2 separate regions of the Homo sapiens genome follow, and region 1 is linked to region 2. The links are chromatin loops, found by intact Hi-C in ENCODE. Cell type or tissue: HepG2. All regions are shown on one strand. Links, peaks and the distances in the headings refer to the core of each region. The heading gives the core; the rest is flanking DNA. Region 1 holds the start of IFIT1B (interferon induced protein with tetratricopeptide repeats 1B). Region 2 has its middle 19 kb from the start of MIR107.

Region 1 (5,365 bases), core at 1-5,000, 190 kb after region 2:
TAAGTCAGTGCTCCTGACATCAAGTAACCCTGAAGCCTAGTGGAGGACAGGCTATAAAATCTCAACAATTGTAGTAATCTCTCAGCCACTCATGAGGAAGAGAGAATAATATGAAGTCAGTGGGACCAGAAGGGTTTTTTTCCCCAATAGTTCACGCTCCTCTGAAGTGGAACTGAAGTCCTAGTCTCCCTATAAGAACATGAAGGAAGAAAAAGAAATTTGTCCTTAATAGTTGAAAAAGTGGTCCTCACATCCTATGTAAGTATATTTACCTCTGTGTTCTAAACTAATTACTTTACAGTCTATACTTGACATGTTTTCTATCCGTTAGGCCCAAGGAATGATTTCAGAGAGGACCATTATGAAATTTTCTCTTACTCTCTATATGGCAATGTATAGCAAAAACAATTTTTATATAAATCCTGACTCAATATAACCATAATATAATATAATATAACCATAATCTAATCACAAAAAATGGATGATGAAACATTCTTTTTTGAAAATAAAGGGAAAGAAAAAGTTCACGGCCAGGTGTGGTGGCTCACACCTGTAATCCTAGCATTTTGGGAGGCCGAGGTAGGCAGATTGCCTGAGCTCAGGAGTTCAAAACTAGCCTGGGCAACATGGTGAAACCCCATCTCTACTAAAAATACAAAAAATTAGCCAGCGTTGTCCCAGCTACTCTGGAGGCTGAGGCACAAGAATCACTTGAGTCTGGAAAGTGGAGGTTGCCATGAACCGAGATCATGCCACTGCACTCCAGGCTGGGCAACAGAGCCAGACTCTGTCTCAAAAAAATTAATAATAAAGAAAATAAAGGAAAGGAAAGAAAGGAAGAAAGGAAAGGATTCACAAGATAATGAATAGCACCACAAAGTTGGGCAGAGGATACTCAGGCTTATGACTGCTGCTTTGAGCACAGCTGGCAGCTCAACACAGCCCTCACTTTTCCCTCAGAGTCTCCATCTAAAAAACTCCCTACTATGCTTAGACCCTCCTTGAGTGCATTCCTGCCCACAATCCCAAGCCATCTTCTCCATCCTTGAGTCTGTGGAATATGAGAGTCCTGGCATATTGCTTTAGGATAGGACTGTATAGTTGACTGCTGAGATGAGGAGTCCCAGAAATCTTCCTTCCAGCTGTGGCCCAGGAAGATTACCCAATGAAACCTGTGTGTGGGGGTGTGTGTGGGACATATGCTGGGTGAGGTGGGGTCAGGAGTAAGTAAAATTAATATTGTGCTGAAGAATGCTCACTGAAAATAGTCACCACCCCTACAGAAGATGGAATCGGGAAGAGTTTTTGACCCAAATCGTCCACTCATGCCCCGTGGAGCTTGTGCTATGATGAGAACAGACACTACCCAGGGAAAATAATCCACACAGACTTCCATTACTCTAGAGCTGCTGGAATATTTGAAGATAAGCCATTCCAAGCTTTCTAAATATGTACCCAATCTCAGCATCTCAGCTGCTAGCCCACCCAGCACATTTGTGAGCAGTAGAAAGAGATCAGTCTTCCTCTGAGTGATCTAATCATGGCCATGCATTGATAGGTGGAAAAAAGTATACTAGATTTTGGCTTTCACTGAGATTGTAGAATTTCAAGTGCACAATTTACACAATCTTACAAGGCTGCCCTGCCAAGTTCCAGAAGAGAATTATTGCTCTTTCTTATAGGTGGTTGTTCATCAACATGTATCTTCTTGACTTGGGCCCTGGGAAGACTAAGGAGTAGAATATCACCCTAGAGGTGTCCTCACTCTCTAAAATGGAAATGCTGAGAGCCTAAAGTCCTCCTTTTATCTGGTGAGCATACAGAAAGTGCTGTTATTAGTAGTATACATATTATCATCAAATTAGGCCCCAGCGTGGTGGCTAATGCCTGTAATCCCAACACTTTGAGAGTCCAAGGCAGGTGAATTGCTTGAGCCCAGGAGTTCACGACCAGCATGGGCAACATAGCGAAACCATGTCTCTCAAAAAATACAAAAATTAGCCGGGCCTGGCGATGCACACCAGTAGTCCCAGCGACTTGGGCTGACGTGGGAGGATCACCTGAGCCCGGGCAGGTGGAGGCTGCAGTGAGCTGTGATCATGCCACTGCACTCCAGACTGGGTGACAGAGGGAGGCCCTGTCTGGAAAAAAAAAAAAAAAAAGATGAGTTTGTGCATGTATGTAGTGACCTAATCCCTGTATGCCTGTGGCAGACAGGGACTCGTCACCATGTTTTGTGAGGCATTTCCCTGGATCTTGTCCACTTAAGCTCCACTTAAGCTGTCTTGATCAATAAGCATGAATGGAAGGAGGAGCTCAATCTGCTCCTCTGTCCCTGAACCAGTGGGATCAGGAGGATTTTGATGTGGGCATTATTCAGTCTGGGATAGTCCAGATTCCCCTTAGGCCACCTCAGGTCAGTGGCTTCTAGAAACATACGCCCAGGCCATTGCAAAACCTCTCACATAGACTAGCTACCAAGGCAGCAGGGAATGAAAGGCTTGCTTTCTGTCAACTCCACAGATGCAGACACAACTAATACCTTTTGTTTTTTTTTTTTTTTGAGACGGAGTCTCACTCTGTTGCCCAGGCTGGAGTGCAGTGGTGCAATCTCGGCTCACTTCAAGCTCCGCCTCCCAGGTTCACGCCATTCTCCTGCCTCAGCCTCCTGAGTAGCTGGGACTACAGGCGCCCGCCACCACTCCCGGCTAATTTTTTGTATTTTTTAGAAGAGGCGGGGTTTCACCTTGTTAGTCAGGATGGTCTTGATCTCCTGACCTCGTGATCTGCCCATCTCGGCCTCCCAAAGTGCTGGGATTACAGGTGTGAGCCACCATGCCCAGCCACAACTAACATCTTATGACCAGGAGCCCGTTATATTAAAAAGAGAGACTTGGGTACTCTTGTGGTGAATTTTTTTGCAATCCTTCATTTATAATTTCTTCTCAAGACAGGTCTACATGTTTGCTAGAAAGGGATCTCAAAAGAGCAGCCCCTTTTTCTGTAAAGTTCTTCCTCTCCCACTGACTGCAACATCAGATGGGAGAACTCTAGCAGGTCAGAATACTTTTGAGTGAAAGCATTTTCTGCAGGTCACCAGTTCTAACTACACCAGGAAAAAAAGAAATATATATTTTGTGGAACAAACATATCACAATGCCTACAAAATTTCTTATTTTCTAACATCTAGTATAATGGTTTTTCAAATTTTAGCAGGCAACATGATCACCTGGAAAACTTATAACACACAGATTGATGGGCCCCACCCTAGAGTTTCTGAGTCAGCAGGTTTAGGGTAGGGCCTGAGAATTTGCATTTCTGCTACCTTCCCAAGTGATGCTGATGTTGCTAGTCAGGGGACCACACTTTGAGAACAGTTAATTCAGTGAAAAGCAAATTTCATAGTAATCACAATTTCATAGTTTCACAGTAATCACAAAATTTGACTTGGTATCAAAAACAAACAAACAACAGAAAAACAGCCATCTCTGAAAGTAGCTTCTTTTTCCCACGTGAATTTAACCAATTTATCAAATAAAAATAGCTGCTTCTTCTCACCTGGATGCCTAAAAGAGTATTTTGTATATTAAAAGGATCTCAATGCTCTTGCCCTGACTGGTCCCCGGGCCAGTCTCCTCTCTAGGCTCAGGCCTCTGTTCCCTGGTGAACAGTCTTTAAGTGTTGCCTGGGTAATTGTCCCTCTATTAGAAAGTGCTACAGAAATGACATCTTTGGAAATAAGATTGCTTTCTCGTTTATTTCCTTAAGAGCATTGCTGCTTTTATTAAGCCAGCTACCCTTACTAAGCGAGCTCTGTAACAGGAGTTAGGAAACTTGCCTCTACATATATTCTCATCTTGCCCCTCTGAATCTACTTTCCTACATTCTTCACCATGCTCTGTGCTTGGAAGCTGACTCTATGGACTTTATTAACTCCAAAACTCTTTTATTTTTTACTTTCTACTGGGGTTGGCCCACTGGGGAGCACCAGCCAGATATTAAATTGCAGGAGGAGGTGAAGGTCATGGAATTAATTCCTAAGCTCCCACTGTGCTCTGCTTGAGGTTGTCAGTGATTTTTTCACCAAAGGCCTCTTGAGAAGCCCCTCCCCTACAGCTATAGCTTAGAGTCTCCTTGGGTCTGGTTCTCTCCTCTTGCTCCTGTAGGCCCAGGGTTATCATGTTACCACTGTTGTAAACCAACACGCCTCTTCCCGCTGCCCTGCAACCAACAAGCACCATTTCCTGTTGATTTCCCTAAACTTTGCCCATATCGTCTTAAATAGCCCCCTTATTAAACTCTTCTTGGTTATCATGTTGAGGGTGCCTATCAGGGTCAGAACCACCAGTGGGACAGCTCCCTTAGGAGAAGGCCTGTCAAAAAATTGGCCCTTAAGGAAAGTTTTAGAATTTCAAAGTGTGCAGAAATAAGGTCAGTGAAGCAGAGAAAGACTTTACCTCATGGTGCTATGAAGATAGCAGGTGATCTGTAGTGCTTTGGTTCAGGCTTGGAGGCTCCTTCAAGGTTCATCCACAGAGTTCTAGGGCTTCTCAGATAAGCATGGTGCTTATATATGGGAGGTATATCCAGGCAGTTTTTTACACCCTTGATGCCTAGTGAATTGGCAGGGTGAAAATGATACAGAGGAATAGGGCTGTCTCTGCTTTGATTACAAATACATGCTGAGTTTTGGCAGCTAAGAGGATGGGTGTGTGAGAAGCAGTTTTGATACGCAAATTCCCTTGCTGGAGTCAATGTGGTGTAGGAGATAGAGGGTAACTGGACTTTATGATGACATTCAGTGTTGTGGAAAAACCAGTGGCAGACAGGAACGTATATTTTTGTGAATCATGTCAGACTCTGTTGTCAAACTTGTTACTATCACATGTATCCCGCCAGGTGGTTCCAGGGACGTCTACAATGGAAGCTCCTTAGACCAGGGTCAGTGGTTTGTGCCTAAAAGAATACTGTAGAAAGTCATTGTCAATTTGTGGAAGAATGAGGTTGCAGATGGTTAGGTCTTCTTCTGTGGGGCTGTGTTAGGCAAAACAACTCCTCAATTTTGAGATATTGGTCTATAAGAAGGGTCCCATACTGGTTACATCCTCCAGCAGCATTTGCATTACTGCCAACCCTGGCTATAGTGGAGCCTATTCAAGCATATTGACTGTTTTGATGATCTTTACTGTTCACCATTAGTGGTTCAAACAACAATGTTTGAGCTGGTCAGTAGAGAAACATATGCAATGTAGTCAGAGAATGTGATGGGGTCATGGGGGTTAAAAATCTAAATCCAAATTCACATAGTTCTTCTGAGTTGTCCTTATGTTTCTTCTGTTTCTACTATTTTGAAGATTATCTGTTA
Region 2 (5,384 bases), core at 248-5,247:
GAAAATGCTAGGGCCCTTAAGACTTATCTCCTCTGCCTGTGCTCTATAAACGGAACAACAAAGCTTGGATAACAGCACATCTATTTATAGCATGGTTTCCTGAATATTTTAAGCTCATTGTTGAGACCTGCTTCTCAGAAAAAAGATTCCTTTCAAAAGATTTCTTTCATTGACAATGCACCTAGTCACTCAGGAACTCTGATGTAAATGTACAAAGAGATTAATGTTTTCCTACTTGCTAATCCAATATCCATTCTACAGCCCACAGATCAGGGAGTAATTTCAATGTTCAAGTTTTATTATTTAAGAAATACATTTTGTAAGGCTATGGCTGCCATAGATACTGATTCCTCTTATGGGTCTAGGCAAAATAAGTTGAAAACTGTCTGGAAATGTTTTACTATTCTGGATGCCGTTAAGAATATATGTGATCCATGGATGGAGGTCAAAATGCCAACACTAACTGGAGTTTGGAAGAAGTGGATTCCAACCCTCACGGATGAATTTGAGGGGTTCAAGACTTCAGTGGAGAAAGTCACTGAAGATGAGGTAGAAATAGCAAGAGAACTAGAATTAGAAGTGGAACCTGAAGAGATGACTGAATTTCTGCAGTCTCATGATAGAACTTGAAAGGATGAGGAGTTGCTTCTCACGGACAAGCAAAGAAAGTGGTTTCTCGAGATGGAATCTACCCCTGGTGAAGACACTGTAAACATTGTTGAAATGACAACAAAGGATTTAGAATATTGCATAAATTCAGGTGATAAAGCATCGGCAGGGTTGGAAAGGATTGACCTCAATTTTGAAAGTCCTGTTGTGGGTAAAATGCCATCACATGACATCACATGCTGCAGATAAATCTTTTGTGAAAGAAAGAGTCAACAAATGTGGCAAACTTCATTTTTGTCCTATTTTAAGAAATTGCCACAACCTTCAGCAACCACCACCTTGATGTCAGCAGCCAAATACATTGAGATGAGACCCTCTACCAGCAAATAATTAGTACTGGCTAAAGGCTCAGATGATTATTAGCATTTTTTGGCAGTAAAGTATTTTTGAAATTAAGGTATCTATATTTTTTAACACAATGCTATTGCAAACTTAACAGACTATAGTATATTCTAAACATAACATGTACATCTGCTGGGAAACAAATTCATGTGACTTGATTGCCTGGGTCTGAAAACAAAGTTGCAATTTCTCCAACATATGCCTATATATTAATGAAATATATAAAAAGCAATGTAAATTAGAAGACTGAAAAGAACCATTGGAATATAGCACAAAACTGAAATTATATATGTTAATTGGATGTTTTTTTTTTGACCTGTGTGGTATTATTTTCAATTTTGTAAAATATTCCACTTGTTACTTTTGCTTTTCCACTAGTTTTTTTCCTTGTACATTTCTTGAATTATGACATTTCTGGAATCAACCACTAAGCACATTTAGTCAAACGTGTGTGGCCCACAGTTGGTGTGGTTAATACTAAGGGCACTGTGACATAAATTCAAGTAGCCTCAATACCATTTGCGTAATTTGTTTTAACAGATGGATTTTCTTTTTAAATTTTTTGCAGTTATGGCTTAAGGAGAGTTTAAAATTTTCTTTTAGGCTATAAGGCAACCAGAAAGAATTAGACAGTTTTTGTATTGGATTGTTCTTCTCTTTTCTCTTCCACTTCACTTTGTTCATGAAATTTGCTGTTGCTATTTTAGCAAAGTTCAACATCTAAAGAATTTATGCCATTTGGCTGCCATGACACAGATATAAATTATGTTTGTTTTACCACATTCCATAGTGAGGTAGGTGGTGTATGTCTTCTCATATATCTTGAAAATATATGTAAAATTTAATTTTAAAGACAACTTAAACTTTAAAATAATTATTTTTCATTAACTACTCAAGCTTATTTATCCTGACATATGAAATATATTTTCATGATATATTCTTAAACTTTTCTAGCATTCATATTCTCTATGCATATTTGGATGTGTACGTGTTTTTGGCATATTGGGGAAGAGATAGTTAATCCTGCAAGTTGTGGATCTAGAGTTTGTATTAAAATTATTATTTAGGAAGAGTACATTTTTAAGCTTAATATTTGAACAGTTTGTCAAATGTCACTTTATTTTAAATATAAGCCAAAAGTATTTTTGAATTAAGCTCCATAAGTGGGTTGAAATTTGGTAAATTAAACATTATTGTGAATTTTAAACATTTTTAGGCATTCTCCTTTGAGATTTGTTTACTATTTATATTGGCTTTATACATTTTAAAATGAGCAGTCACTTTTCTGTCTGTCTGTTCATGTGCCAACATCAACATTGAATTTATCAAGTAGTTATTTATACAATGTTTAGACAGGCAAAATGAAATGGAGAAGTGGGGCAATTATCTGTAGATCCCACCCACACAACTTTCAGCAACTCTAGAGAAAATGGTGTGGTTGTCCAGAACAATTGAGTTTTGTTGGCTGTGCCCTGAACATTTAGTCAATTACACAATTCTTCGTGTCCTTTAGCCTGTGTTTCTACAGTCCCTGTCTGACCTCAGCTGCTCATGGTAGTCTTCTGTGGTCCTTAATTAACTATGAAGATTATCTCAGCAAAATCAAGCTGTAGGGGTCTTTGTCCATGGAATGTTAAGGACCATTTCATCTATGGCATAATCCATTTTAATGGCCATAGAGAGAGATTTTATGAAGATATAGCCACACTTAGAAATTAACTGCCTGGCGCGGTGGCTCACGCCTGTAATCCCAGCACTTTGGGAGGCCGAGGCGGGAGGATCACGAGGTCGGGAGATTGAGACCATCCTGGCTAACACGGTGAAACCCCATCTCTAACTAAAAATACAAAAAAAAATTAGCCAGGTGTGGTGGCGGGTGCCTGTAGTCCCAGCTACTCAGGAGGCTGAGACAGGAGAATGGCGTGAACCCAGGAGCAGTGAGCTGAGATCGCACCACTGCACTCCAGCCTGGGTGACAGAGCAAGACTCCGTCTCAGAAAAAAGAAAAAAAAGAAAAAGAAATGAGAAATTAACACTTTAAAAAAGGTATATAGTGTTAGGATTTGAAGTTTTAAAATAAAACACCATGGCATGCATAGTTTTTGGAAGCCAAACAAATTCTAAATACACTGGTATTCAAACTTTTAAGATGTAGAGATTTAGTAATTCATTAGTATTAATTATTGAATAATTGCTACTTATGTTTTAGTGTCAGTTTTTATTCATTGATCCAGTCCTGCAGAAGAGACTTTGGAAGCATTAACTGCATCTTGCATTTCAACTCAGGAGAAGTTCATTTTAATTACTAAGGAGTAGTTGCAAAATAGGTTCAAGGCCACTCCCAAAATAAACCTACCAAGTTTGAGAAGTGAAAATTACACTTTTTGCTATTATTCTAATTTTTAAACTTCTAAATAAATGTTGAACAACTATTTGGAGAATATCAGTAAAAAAGGTGCCAAATTATTAACCTGCATTGAACTTTCACAAGTTCTGACCTGGCACTGGATGGAGAGGTAGAGCTTGGACCAGAAGTGACCTTTAATATCCTTCCCAACCCAGAGCTTCTGTGAGTGTGAGAACTGGGCCTTGACCCTGCCCTTTACAAAGCTACCATATGGGGTCCCGGCGCAGTGACTCACGCCTGTAATCCCAGCACTTTGGGAGGCTGAGGTGGGCGGATCACGAGGTCAGGAGATTCAGACCAGGCTGGCTAACACGGTGAAACCCCGTCTCTACTGAAAACACAAAAAAATTAGCCAGGCGTGGTGGCAGGTGCCTATAGTCCCAGCTCCTTGCAAGGCTGAGGCAGGAGAATGGCGTGAGGCCAGGAGGCAGAGCTTGCAGTGAGCCAAGATTGTGCCACTGCACTCCAGCCTGGGCGACAGAGCGAGACTCTGTCTCAAAAACAAACAAGCAAACAAACAAAAACAAAACAAAACAGAACAAAAAAAAAGCTACCATGTGGGAATAAAAGATGTTTCCAGGAAAGAGAGTCCACAACAATAATGACAGCTCTGATGGATTAAGCCTTTCATATGCTTGGCACTCCCTGTACCTAATCTCCATTAATCCACTCAGATGATGAATAACGTGGGGATTCTTATCTTCATTTTACTGGAGAAAAGACTGAAGCTTGAAGAGGCAAAGGAACATGCCAAGAGCATGCCATGAACAAATCGTCAAGAATCCTGAAGTGGCTTTCTGGGAAAAATCAAGGCTTTTTTGGGACTAAATGATCCAGAGATTTGCTTCCATTTTCTAAAAGGGATTGTGTATAGAGGCAATGTCTGAATGTGTATCTATCACCTTTATCAGTCATATTATTGAAATTTCTGCATACTCAGGCTTAAAATTGCACATTGGCTGGTCTGAAGTTCTAGCTCAAGTGCCTTCCTCCTACTGCTATTCAGTTAGTTAATATTCTTTGGCCAGGTGTGGTGGCTCACGCCTATATTCCCAGCACTTTGGGAGGCCGATACGGGTGGATCACCTGAGGTCAAGAGTTCAAGACCAGCCTGGCCAATATGGGTGAAACCTCGTCTTTACTAGAAATACAAACATTTAGCCAGGTGTGGTGGCTCACACCTGTAATCCCAGCTACTCAGGAGGCTGAGGCAGGAGAATCACTTGAACCTGGAAGGCAGAGGTTGCAGTGAGCCGAGATTGTGGCACTGCACTCCAGCCTGGATGACAGCATAAGACTCCACCTCAAAAAAACAAAACAAAATAAAAGAAAATTCTTCCACTTGCCCATTTCTTTTTTTTTTCTTCATCATACTTCCACTACACTTTACCTCTATGCAAACATTGATGCTAGACTTGTACATATGGGAGTACTTATACAACAAACAAAACCTTATTGCTAAACTTCTGTGTGGATAAAATGATATATATTCTATCTTGTCTAGGAAGAAGCACTTGAGTCTATTATGAAGACTCATGCCAAAATTATTATTGTTATTGTTTTTAGAGATGGGCTGGAGTGTAGAGGTACAATCATAGCTCACTGCAGCCTAGAATGCCTGGGCTCAAGTGATCCTCCCACTTCAGCCTCCTGGGTAGCTGGGCCTACAGGTGCATACCACCATGCCTGGCTAATTGTTTTTATTTTTTTAGAGACAGGGACTCATTATATTGCCCAGGCTGGTCTTAGGGGATCCTGTTGTCTCAGCCTCCAAAATTATCTTTGAAAAATAGAATTATTATTGATTTCTATATAAATGTTCTCTATTATAATTTGAAATAAATATTTTCTGTTTTATTTAATAACTTGAATTTCTTAGCTCTAATTATACTTTTGAATATTAGTATCTCTCATTAAACCAGTTCATTTCGGTGTGACTTTTTTCTTATTTTTCAATTATTACATG

What was found. Peaks named below come from ENCODE experiments on the same cell type or tissue, not always from the same donor. Only the 100,000 strongest peaks of a DNase experiment are listed, where the experiment ranks them.
Region 1: a loop joins it to region 2, with 29 times the contacts of the local background. A loop is called at or near these places in 4 of 110 quality-filtered maps.

The regions. Positions count from the first base shown.
Region 1 is chr10:89,377,233-89,382,597 of GRCh38, reverse strand. It overlaps IFIT1B (interferon induced protein with tetratricopeptide repeats 1B), which reads right to left and starts at 4,542. Exons shown (of 2, transcript NM_001010987.2): 1 at 4,458-4,542. The coding sequence starts at 4,462. It also overlaps a transcript of LIPA not described here. In HepG2, for the core only: no CTCF peak of the experiment used is centred there; no DNase peak of the experiment used is centred there.
Region 2 is chr10:89,571,615-89,576,998 of GRCh38, reverse strand. No RefSeq gene overlaps it. Among named protein-coding and RNA genes, the nearest start is that of MIR107, 19 kb to the left of the region's middle. In HepG2, for the core only: no CTCF peak of the experiment used is centred there; DNase peaks (open chromatin) are centred at 2,448 and 3,608.